Regions from separate parts of the Homo sapiens genome. Here region 2 is linked to region 1. A link is a loop called in an ENCODE intact Hi-C map of the cell type or tissue named here. Cell type or tissue: ascending aorta. All regions are shown on one strand.

Region 1 (5,000 bases):
AAAGCAGACTAACAAGCCTTTCCAACCCACACTCTTTAATGAGCTATTTTAGTGCTAGCCCTGCTAAATGTTTTAAATTTATAATGCCCTGGAAACTCATCAGTTTCTGAGGGTGTAATGATTATTAGGAAAAATAAACCTCAAGATATAAGACAATAAATTGAGTGCAGGAATTTTTCACCCTTTGTATTCCTTCAAGTCACTACTGTCTATTTTATTCCAAGCCTCTCTGTGTATCTTTTTGGTCTAGAATCTCAAACCCTTCGGTAGCAAGAGGGTTTGAGATTTTCTTGTACCCAGGAAGCAAGAGAAGAGCCAAACCCAGGTTACTGGATTTAGGGAGAGAGCTTTGGAGTTATGTTCTTCTGGGGCTATTTCTAGCACATAACTGTTACCACTGATGTGATGGTCAATATGTAACAACAGATCTCTAAAGGGAGCCCTGATTTGTGGCACTTGCTGAGTTATCACAGTTCTCAGTGTAACTAACTACTCCCACCGTCCCCACCCCGCCCGCCTCCGGCCCCCCACTGGTTTGAGCTATGATATAACACCACTGATGCCTAGCTGGAAAAAACATGCACACAATTGGCTCTCAGGAGCTCGTGCATACTGGCTCCAGCACCCCACAGAGTGTTGCTCAAATATATCTCCAGTCTTTCTGGTGTTTCAAAGAATTGGTTAAGCGTTTAGTCCTACAGGGAGGTTTAAACAAGCATTTTCCCAGAGTTAGCCTGGAGAGGTCGTCACGAATTCTGTTTAGCTAGCAGAGGAAGGTTACTTCCGTGCACTGTGGGTGGAGTACCTAGGAACTAACAGGGCAACAGAGCACTGAGAATCAGGAGGCAGGTAGAAGTGGGAAGCCCAGATCTGAGCAGTCCAGGTTGATGCAGGCAGGAAAGGTTTAAAGTCTCATTCCTGGAGTAGACAGAAGATCCAGGGTCACACCACCCAACCCACTCCTCTCTCCCATCCCCACACTCCTGTTTCCCCTTTTATCTGCCTCTTCTTTAGAAAAAGCAATGATGATCTTTTAATATAAAGTAAAAAATGATTTGTTGTGTTTATTGCTTATTTTCTTTCCTCACTCACCTATTTTTGCTGTATTAGTCTGTTCTCACAGTGCTGTAAAGAAATACCTGAGACTGGGTAATTTATAAAGAAAAGAGGTTTAATTGGCTCATGGTTCCGCAGCCTGTACAGGAAGCATGAGGCTGGCATCTGCTTGGCTTCCGGGGAGGCCTCAGGAAACTTACCATCATGGTGGAAGGTAAAGGGGAAGCAGGCACGTCTTTACATGGCCAGAGCAGAAGCAACAGAGAGAATAAGGGGGGAAGTGCCACACACTTTTAAACAACCAGATCTCATGAGAACTCGCTGTACAGTACCAAGAGGGAATGGTGCTAATCCCCATGATCCAGTCACCTCCCACCCAGCCCCTCCTCCAACACTGGGGATTACAATTCAACATGAGATTTGATGAGGACACATATTTAAACAATGTCACCCACACAGTAGACTATAAGTTCTAGAAAACAGATTTTTTTGACAGAGCGTTCAGTTTTGTTTATAGGTATATCCCAAGTGCATACAACACAGACAGCTAAATAGTTGGAATTCAATAAATATCTGTTGAATCAGGATCCAGCAGGCAAGGGAGACATAAGACACATTTAGAAGAGTGGTTTCCAGTTCATCTGTGCATTAGGGCCACTATGGTAGCATATTAAAACAGAAAACTCTGGGGCCCATCCCTAATAACTTCTGATTCATTAGGTCCAAAGTGGAGCTCAGGAACTGGTCCCAAGTGGTCCACATGTAGACACAGTCTATTTAGTCAGGAGGTATCAGCAACAGTAAACAGTGCTCATAAAAAGAAGGGTTTTGCCCTTTACGCTCTTAGAGTCATTCTTTCCAAATAGTAGCAGGAAACACGTTTTCCCAGTTCTTAAAAATACAGTGACTTAGCATATTCTTTCAGAGCACTGTGATTCTATCTTAAGTATTTGGGCAAGTTTCCTTCGGTAATTTTCAACTCTCTGTCTCTTCTGAATTCCCAACTAGTGGGCTTCACTGTGAGTTTAAGGCTCAGGTTATCTCCTCCCCTTATGTAATTCAAGGGATTCAACTCGCCTTTTCAAGGAGGTCCTTCTCCCGGTCTGAGAATTTGTGAGACAGTCAGGTGGGAAGGGCCCCCTGGCAAAACTCCAACTGGCCTATTCACTGGGAGGAGTGCATACTGGGATGTAACAGAGCAGGAGCACCGTCATTTCAGACAAGCATCACCACTTTAAGTTCCAGCTCCCTTTCTAGCCTCAAGCATTACAAGGAAATCACTTCTCTTCTAACTATAAGCAGCCAGAAAGAGCAAATAGTAAAACACAAATAAAACAGCTCGGCCACAAAGGGAGGTAGTGGGGGAAAGTCTCTTGGGTAACTGTCAAGCCACCCTTCGTGTTTCTCTCCTCTTTCTTTAATTCTTACATTTGGTGCCAAAACCTGGAATGGGTGTTGGGAGCACAGGCTCTCTTGCAACTCAGGAAGCAGTGGGCAACGGCGGCTCACTGTGAGTTAACCTCTGGATCCTGAAGGTCTCTGGCCACCCGCCCATCTTTTCCCTCACTTCATTTTCAACTGATTTGCGTGAGGAGGACGATGAACCTGAAGGGAACTGTGAGGCTCAGGCTGGGGCTACTCCCAGGTGGGCTCTCAAAACCCTCAGGTTGGGCAGGACGCGGTGGCTCACGCCTGTAATCCCAGCACTTTGGGAGGCCGAGGTGGGCAGATCATGAGGCTAAGAGATCGAGACCATCCTGACCAACATGGTGAACCCCGTCTCTACTAAAAATAAAAAGTTAGCCGGGCGTGGTGGCATGCACCTGTAATCCCAGCTACTCGGGAGGCTGAGGCAGGATAATTGCTTGAACCCGGTAGGTGGAGGATGCACTGAGCCAAGAATGTGCCATTGCACTCCAGCCTGGTGGCAGAGCGAGACTCCGTCTCAAAAACAAACAAACAAACAAACAAACAAACAAGAAACCAAACAAACCCTCAGGTCTTAGGAATCCACCCCTGACCACTCGCAAGTGGGATTTTGCTCCCTAACCCTTGCTCCCTCTTCCTCCCTCTCCTTCCTCTCCTCTTTCTTTAATCCTTACAAGATGGAGCCACAGTAACTAATGCTGTTTGCAGCAGGGAGGAGCCTGGCCCCTCCTCTTCCTGTGTGGAACCTGGGATTCAAACTGTGAGGCAGGAAGTGCACAGGTAGGAAGCACGCTCTCTCGCTTCACTAAGAGTCTCTGTTTCCCCTTTTTTTCCTTTTTGCCGAGTAAATCCCATTTTTCTCACTCTTCGAATCGTCTGCAAGCCTACATTTTCGTGGCCATGTGACAAGGACCTCATCTTTAGTTGACTTAAGGAGAAGTCCCCCAGCACTTGGGTCGTTTTCTTTGATGTTGGCTTTTACATAAAGGTGGGTGCCAGGTGCAATGAGGCAGAAAGGGCTGCCTGCGTGGTGACTTGAGGAGACTGAGGCTCCCCTTACTCACTGTAGTCATCCTGGGCAAGTCAGAAAGCCTCTCCCAGCCTCAGTTTCTTTAGCTCTAAAGTGGAAAATTGTCCCAGAGGGTTTAAGTGAGGAAGAAATATAGCTGAAGATGGACAAGTGTTTCGCAGCCTTAAGTCTCAGTATAGTAACATAACCAGGAATGTCCAGCTTGCTATTCCAGGCCATGGCTCCCCCTGTACCTACCAGGTCTTTCCCCAGCCAGTCCTGGGAAGTTATAAGAAAAGTCAGTGGTGCGATAGTCTCCCCACAACCTTATCATGCCTTCCCATTTCTTCCCACCTCCTTTTTTTTCTCCCCAGGTATGTATCACTGATTCTCAAAAGAGGAAAATTAAGGAGTGTCAAAAAGAGAACGAGAGAGAAGCAGGATGCTCTGGAGAATGAAGTGAGTATTTATTAGGCATCTACCATGTTTTAGACAATGCCGGGTACTTCAGATACATGATCACACCAGAATTCCCAATAGCCCTGCAAACAGGTATCATTTCTCCAATTTAATGAATGAAAAAAACTGAAGCTCATAGGGTTTAGATATTTTGTCCATGGTCACACAGGTAGTTTATGCCAGAGATGAGCTTTAAATTCTGGCCAGCTTAACATTACAGCCAGTGCTGGTCTACTGTGCAACCCTGCAGTCAGCAATCACTGCAGACACGATCCAACCAGTCTGAACCTCTTTCCCACATTTTCCCCTTCTCTCTCTCTCTCTTCCCCCCACTCATCCCTCTCCGTCTCTGTCCCTCTCACTCCTTTCTTCTCCTTTTCTCCCTTCCCCGCCACCGCCCCCATCTCTCTCTGCCTCTTAAATTTGGAATAAGGGTAGTTTTTTTTTTTTTTTTTATAAACCGTCATTGAATGGGGAGTGGAGGAAATACTGAGCACAAGGCTTGTGCTAATTGGAAGGTATTTGAAAAAAAATTCTCGTGCCCAAAGAAGATGCTCACCTCGTATTTCCCAAAGAGTTGTAATTCTCTACAATATGAGTTCTCTTACCCGCACTACCAATTTATTTCATTTTCTGTAATAAACAGTAATGACATTTCTTAACTGCACTCCATAAAAAAGTCTCAATTATCACTTTAAAACTGTATCATATCAGATGAGTGAAGAGACATCTCCTACAACCTAAAAGAGATTTCACTCTTCCAATGAATCTTTTACTATTTTTTTCAGAGATGCTGTACATTCTGTAAATCATTTTGCTGGTTTCAATAGAAAGTCCAGACCAAGTGGAATAAAGTGCATTTTGTGGGTCAGATGTAAAAGACAGAAGAGACCTGCCCAAAGAAACATTCCGTGGTACCAGAGGAAATCGAGCACCAAGAGGCCTTTTTATCCCCCCTATACTCAAAGATGAAAACTAGACTAGGGTCCCTTTTCAAGGTAAAATGACAGGCAGGTCCATTAAGCTGCTGTGAAATTGTTCCCCATCC
Region 2 (5,000 bases), 55 kb after region 1:
GCTACTACAGGGGGAACGTGGGGCTGCAGCTCAGCAGATTCCAGCTGGCCAAGGGGTTGCTCTTGGTGGTGTATTTTTTTATTTTATTTTTTATTTTTATTTTTTGAGATGGAGTCTCACTCTGTAGCCCAGGCTGGAGTGCAGTGGCATGATCTCAGCTTACTGCAACGTCTGCCTCCCGGGTTCAAGTAATTCTCTGCCCCAGCCTCCCGAGTAGCTGGGATTACAGGCGCCCACGACCATGCCCAGCTAATTTTTGTATTTTTAGTAGGGATGGGGTTTCACCATCTTGGCCAGGCTGGTCTTGAACTCCTGACCTCGTGATCCACCCGCCTTGGACAGTGGTGTATTTTTTTTAAAAGCATCTATTTTTCTAGGCACTGTTGCAAGTGCATGGGAAGCAATAGACATTGATGCTTATGAGACGCTCAGGTCTAAGTGGGAGAGAGAGCCCAAAACTAACTACATGGCCACATGTAGTTGAAATATTAAGTACATGGTCAGGATCATCAGCTCCGGACTTGAATCGTGGCTCTACAACGTTCTCTGTGATTAAGTATAAAGCACTTGGCTCAGTGAATGGTGGTGGTGATGATGGGGTTGTTAAAGGAACTAGGATGGCAGAAAAGTTTACACAATGTGGTGGGGAACATGATGGAGGTGGCCACTCTGACTGCAGAAGCAGCTTTCCTGGGGGAGTGGTTTTGATAAGGCTAAATCTGGGGAGGCGGGTAGGGATCCATCGGATGAAGAGGGAGGAGGGATGATTTAGGAAGAAGTAACAGCATGAAGAAATGATGAGGCCAAATTGTTGGGACTGAATCAATGGTTCTGAACTGGGGGTAGTTTTGTCCCCCAGAAGGCATTTGATATTGTTTGGGGATTTTTGTTTGTTTGTGATGACTGAAGCGGGAGGTGGTGCTACTGGCGTCTAGTGGGTGGAAGCCAGGGATGCAGCTAAACATCCCACAGTGCTCAGGACAAAGAATATTCACAGCAAAGAATAATCCACAACAAAGAATTACCCAGCCCCAAATATCCATAGCATTAAAGCCGAGATGCCCTGGACTAAAGTTCTGGGTGAAATACCTACAAACTATTTAATGTGGCCATCTCTTTTCCAGTCTGTCATCTCCTCCCTTCATATCAAAATAAGTAAATAATCCACTGGAAACCTAGAGAAATGGGGATCCAACTGCTTTGTTATGATTTAATTGCTTTTCCTTTGGTGCTGGTTATAGGTTAGAAATCCAAGCGTCCAGTTTCTGGGGGATTCTAGGGGATAAGATGTTCAAAATCATTTCAATACAGGATGCAAAGAGGAATGTGATGGGCATTTAGAAACATTGATAGCCTTTATGTTATCATTGAGCTCATTTATATCCTGTTTTCGAAAAGAATTAAGGAGACTGACTAAAGTGAAAATTTTTTATTTTTTTTAATTGGGAAGCTCGTGTCACTAGGAGAATAAGCATGGAAAAGGCAGGTTGAAAACAATGATGAGGTTCATATACAAAATTATTTACAAAAGCACATTCGGAGAGGGCCGGGGGACCAATAAGAGCCACGCATTTGACCTTAGGTTTCTTGGCTTTCAGTTTTGATGGTCTTACCTGGCAAGGGTTTGTGGCACAGATGGTGTGGTGAGGCATGTGGTTTGGAAATCACTAAATAACTTAACGTATTCCTTACATCCAAAATTCTATTCTATGGGACAGTGATTTTTAGGACCCTCATTTAAAACAAACCAACTTGGGAAATACAGCAAATATAGAAAAATAATAACTTGATTCACAGTGTATCTGCAATGCCTCAGTGAATGTTTGTGGAATGAATGCTTGCTGCAAATGTACAGTTGTGGTTAAGAAGGTTATAGAGCTGAATGCCTAGTTTTGAATCTCAGCTTTGTCACTTACTAGCTGTGTGACTTTAGGCAAATCTCTTAACTTCTCTGTGCTCAATTTCCTCACTGTTCCTCATGGGGTGGTTATGAGGAGTAAATGTGTTAATGCATATCAAGTGCTTAGCACAGTGTCTGCCACGCATGAGGTGCTCTATAAACATACACCACTTTTATTATCTTAATTTGAACAAGATGTTTTTGGTTTAGTGAATAAGAGCTCCAAATTTGGAGTCAGATTGCTCTGTAAATGTTAACTTCTTCTATTAGTATCATCATCGTTATGGTGTGAAAGAAAATAGCATGTTTGACAAATAGTGAGGCACAAACTGCAGCGATTTTAAGATGCAACATCATTAAGATAGCTGAGTGGGAAATTCCTGTATAATTCCAGTCGACCTTTAATTTCTAAGCCCTTCTTGAATACATTGAAAAATTTTTTTTCTAGGACTTTTCAGAGCAAAGTTCCACCTCTTCGTAGGCCCTCTCTTCAGTTTTCTTCCAAATGACCCTCAGTGTTTGAGCAGGCCTCTGAAAGAAAACATCCTCATTCTTGACCTCCAGGTACAAAGCGTTCTGGAAATAGGAACCCCTGCTTTGGGCAGAGGAATCTCCATCCCCATCCTGGCTGTGCATTTATGAATGCCTTCATTGAGCATGGGCACGCTGCAATTATTTCATTAACACTGTGTGTTGGGATTGTGCATTTAGAGGAGAAAGGGAAAACACTTCTTACAATTGTATGTAATTTGGGACCAGTGTGGTTACCCACAGCAGTCTGTCAACATCATGTTAATTACAGCCACAGCAACAGAGCAGCTGTGCATGGCACAAAGCCTGTCTTCAGGGGACACACTCCAGACAGCATCCTTCATTACACTCCATTCTTGCTCCTCCTGTCGGTTCTGTAGTTAGGATGATCCTTGACCCATATTTTAAAGCCCAAATGCAAAGAGAAGACCTTTGATTTGAATCTCACAAATGCAGGGAGTATTATCCATTCCAGAATGTTTGGGGCTGATGTTTCTGGAAGCTGATGTTGGCACTTTGAGGGCATATGAATAGCACATAGTGCCATACTTAGAATGAATTCCAAACTCCTTACCATACTTTTCACTGACCACTTTGTTTTAATTGCCTCCACCCACCCTGCTATTTTCTATTTTAGCACTTGATTTTTATCCTCTTCAGAGGTTTAATAGCCATTTATAATCATGTTAATTAACATATCTTGCTTATTTTGGGTTTGTCTCCCTCATTAGTATATAAGAACCAAAAAGGCCCAAAGTGCACCTATCTTATGTGCTGTAATAGCCCAGTGCTTGGCACAATACCACAAACAGCAGGTGCTCAGAAAATGCCTGTCAAATGAGTGGATCAATTGACGCTGCACTGGCACATAGAAGTCCAAAAGTAGAGGGGGCAAAAATAAACCCTTGTGAAAAGCAGCAATCCCCTGTTGGGGAGGGGTAAAAATAAAAGTTCCTACCATTTGACCCAGCAGTCTCATTACTGGGTATATATCCAAAAGAAAGTAAATCGTTCTATCAAAAGGACACATGCACCCGTATGTTCATTGCCATTCTATTCACAATAGCAAACACATGGAATCAACCTAGGTGCCCATCAATGGTGGACTGGATAAATAAAATGTGAGACGTATACACCATGGAATACTATGCAGTCATAAAAAAGAATGGAATCATGTCCTTTGCAGCAACGTGGATGCAGCTGGAGCTCATTTTCCTAATCAAATTAATGCAGAAACATAAAAACAAATACTGCATGTTCTCTCCTAAGTGGGAGCTGGGTACTCATGGACATAAATATGGGAACAGTTAACACTGCAGACCACTAAAGGGGACTGGGAGGGGGGCAGGGGTTGAAAAACTATTGGGTACTATGCTCACTATGTGAATGAGAGGATCATTTGTACCCCAAACTTCAGCATCATACAATACCCGGGCAAAAAACCTGCACAGGTACCTCCTGAATCTAAAAAGTTGAAATTACTAAAAAAAAAAAAAAAAAAAAAATACCCTGGAACGTGCGAAGAAAAAAAAAAAGCAACATGGGCTGGTGCTGGTGTACTGGTGGTTCATTTCAAAGAAGAGAAGGAATTTGGGCTGGGGAAGGGGTGTTGAAATGATATTTAAAAAACTAAGTTTGGCCGAGTACGATGGCTCACACCTATAATTCCAGCACTTTGGGAGGCTGAGGCAAGCGGATTGCTTGAGCCCGGGAATTCAAAACCAGCCTGGGTAACAGGGTGAAACCTTGTCTCTACCAAAATAAATACATAAATTCGCTGGGTATAGTGGCACACACCTGTAATCCCAGCTACTTGGGAGGCTGAAGCAGGAGGGTTGCTACAGCCCAGGAGGTGGAGGTTGCAGTGAGCCGAGACCATGCCACGGCACTCCAACCTGGGTGACAGAGCTAGACTCGGTCTCAAAAAAGTTCAAGCCAACATCAGTATAATTCTAGCAAGTATAGCTCCAGATAGGAAGATAGATCAGAGTCAATTTGTAGTGAGGTGAATGCCCAGGGATGTCGCTTTGCAATGGCCGACAAACTAACCACCATATTGAAAGCATGATCACCCAAGAGAGTGGTTCATGAGCTTGTCTGAGTCTACAAGTCACCTCAGGATCTTGTTAAGGTCATAGGGTCCTCATTTCTATCTCCGATTCAAGAGGATGGGGAGACAGAGAAATCTCAAGTACCCCCAGAGACCTGGTCAGAAAGTAGCAAAGTGAAAGGCTGGCCGCTCTATGGAGCAAAGAAAATGCACTAATGCTAAGTTCATTTTTGACCAATAATTAAAGACACCAACACTTAAGCAATTTTGACTGAAATAAAGCTGTAGCTTTCTTGAGTTTCTCTGACACTCCCACCTCTCTGTTTCATTTAGACAAAAGTAGTCTAAATTCTGGTCCTGACCATTTGCAGGGAATAGGGCAGGAGTGCAGGTTTTATGGGAAATGAACGAGGAAATTGAAAGACAAGATTAAGTCAATGCCTTATGATAGAAGAGCTCACAGCTGGGTGCGGTGGCTCACGCCTGTAATCCCAGCACTTTGGGAGGCTGAGGCGGGCA

What was found. Peaks named below come from ENCODE experiments on the same cell type or tissue, not always from the same donor. Only the 100,000 strongest peaks of a DNase experiment are listed, where the experiment ranks them.
Region 2: a loop joins it to region 1, with 2.3 times the contacts of the local background. A loop is called at or near these places in 3 of 110 quality-filtered maps.

Annotation. Positions count from the first base shown.
Region 1 is chr16:77,934,907-77,939,906 of GRCh38, reverse strand. The region is part of intron 7 of VAT1L (vesicle amine transport 1 like); the gene reads right to left. LOC105371351 (a long non-coding RNA gene) reads left to right here. Exons shown (of 3, transcript XR_007065123.1): 2 at 3,868-3,952; 3 at 4,741-5,000. Among named protein-coding and RNA genes, the nearest start is that of CLEC3A, 85 kb to the left of the region's middle. In ascending aorta, no CTCF peak of the experiment used is centred here; a DNase peak (open chromatin) is centred at 2,203; H3K27ac peaks cover 3,639 bases.
Region 2 is chr16:77,879,528-77,884,527 of GRCh38, reverse strand. The region is part of intron 6 of VAT1L (vesicle amine transport 1 like); the gene reads right to left. Among named protein-coding and RNA genes, the nearest start is that of VAT1L, 93 kb to the right of the region's middle. In ascending aorta, no CTCF peak of the experiment used is centred here; no DNase peak of the experiment used is centred here; H3K27ac peaks cover 2,611 bases.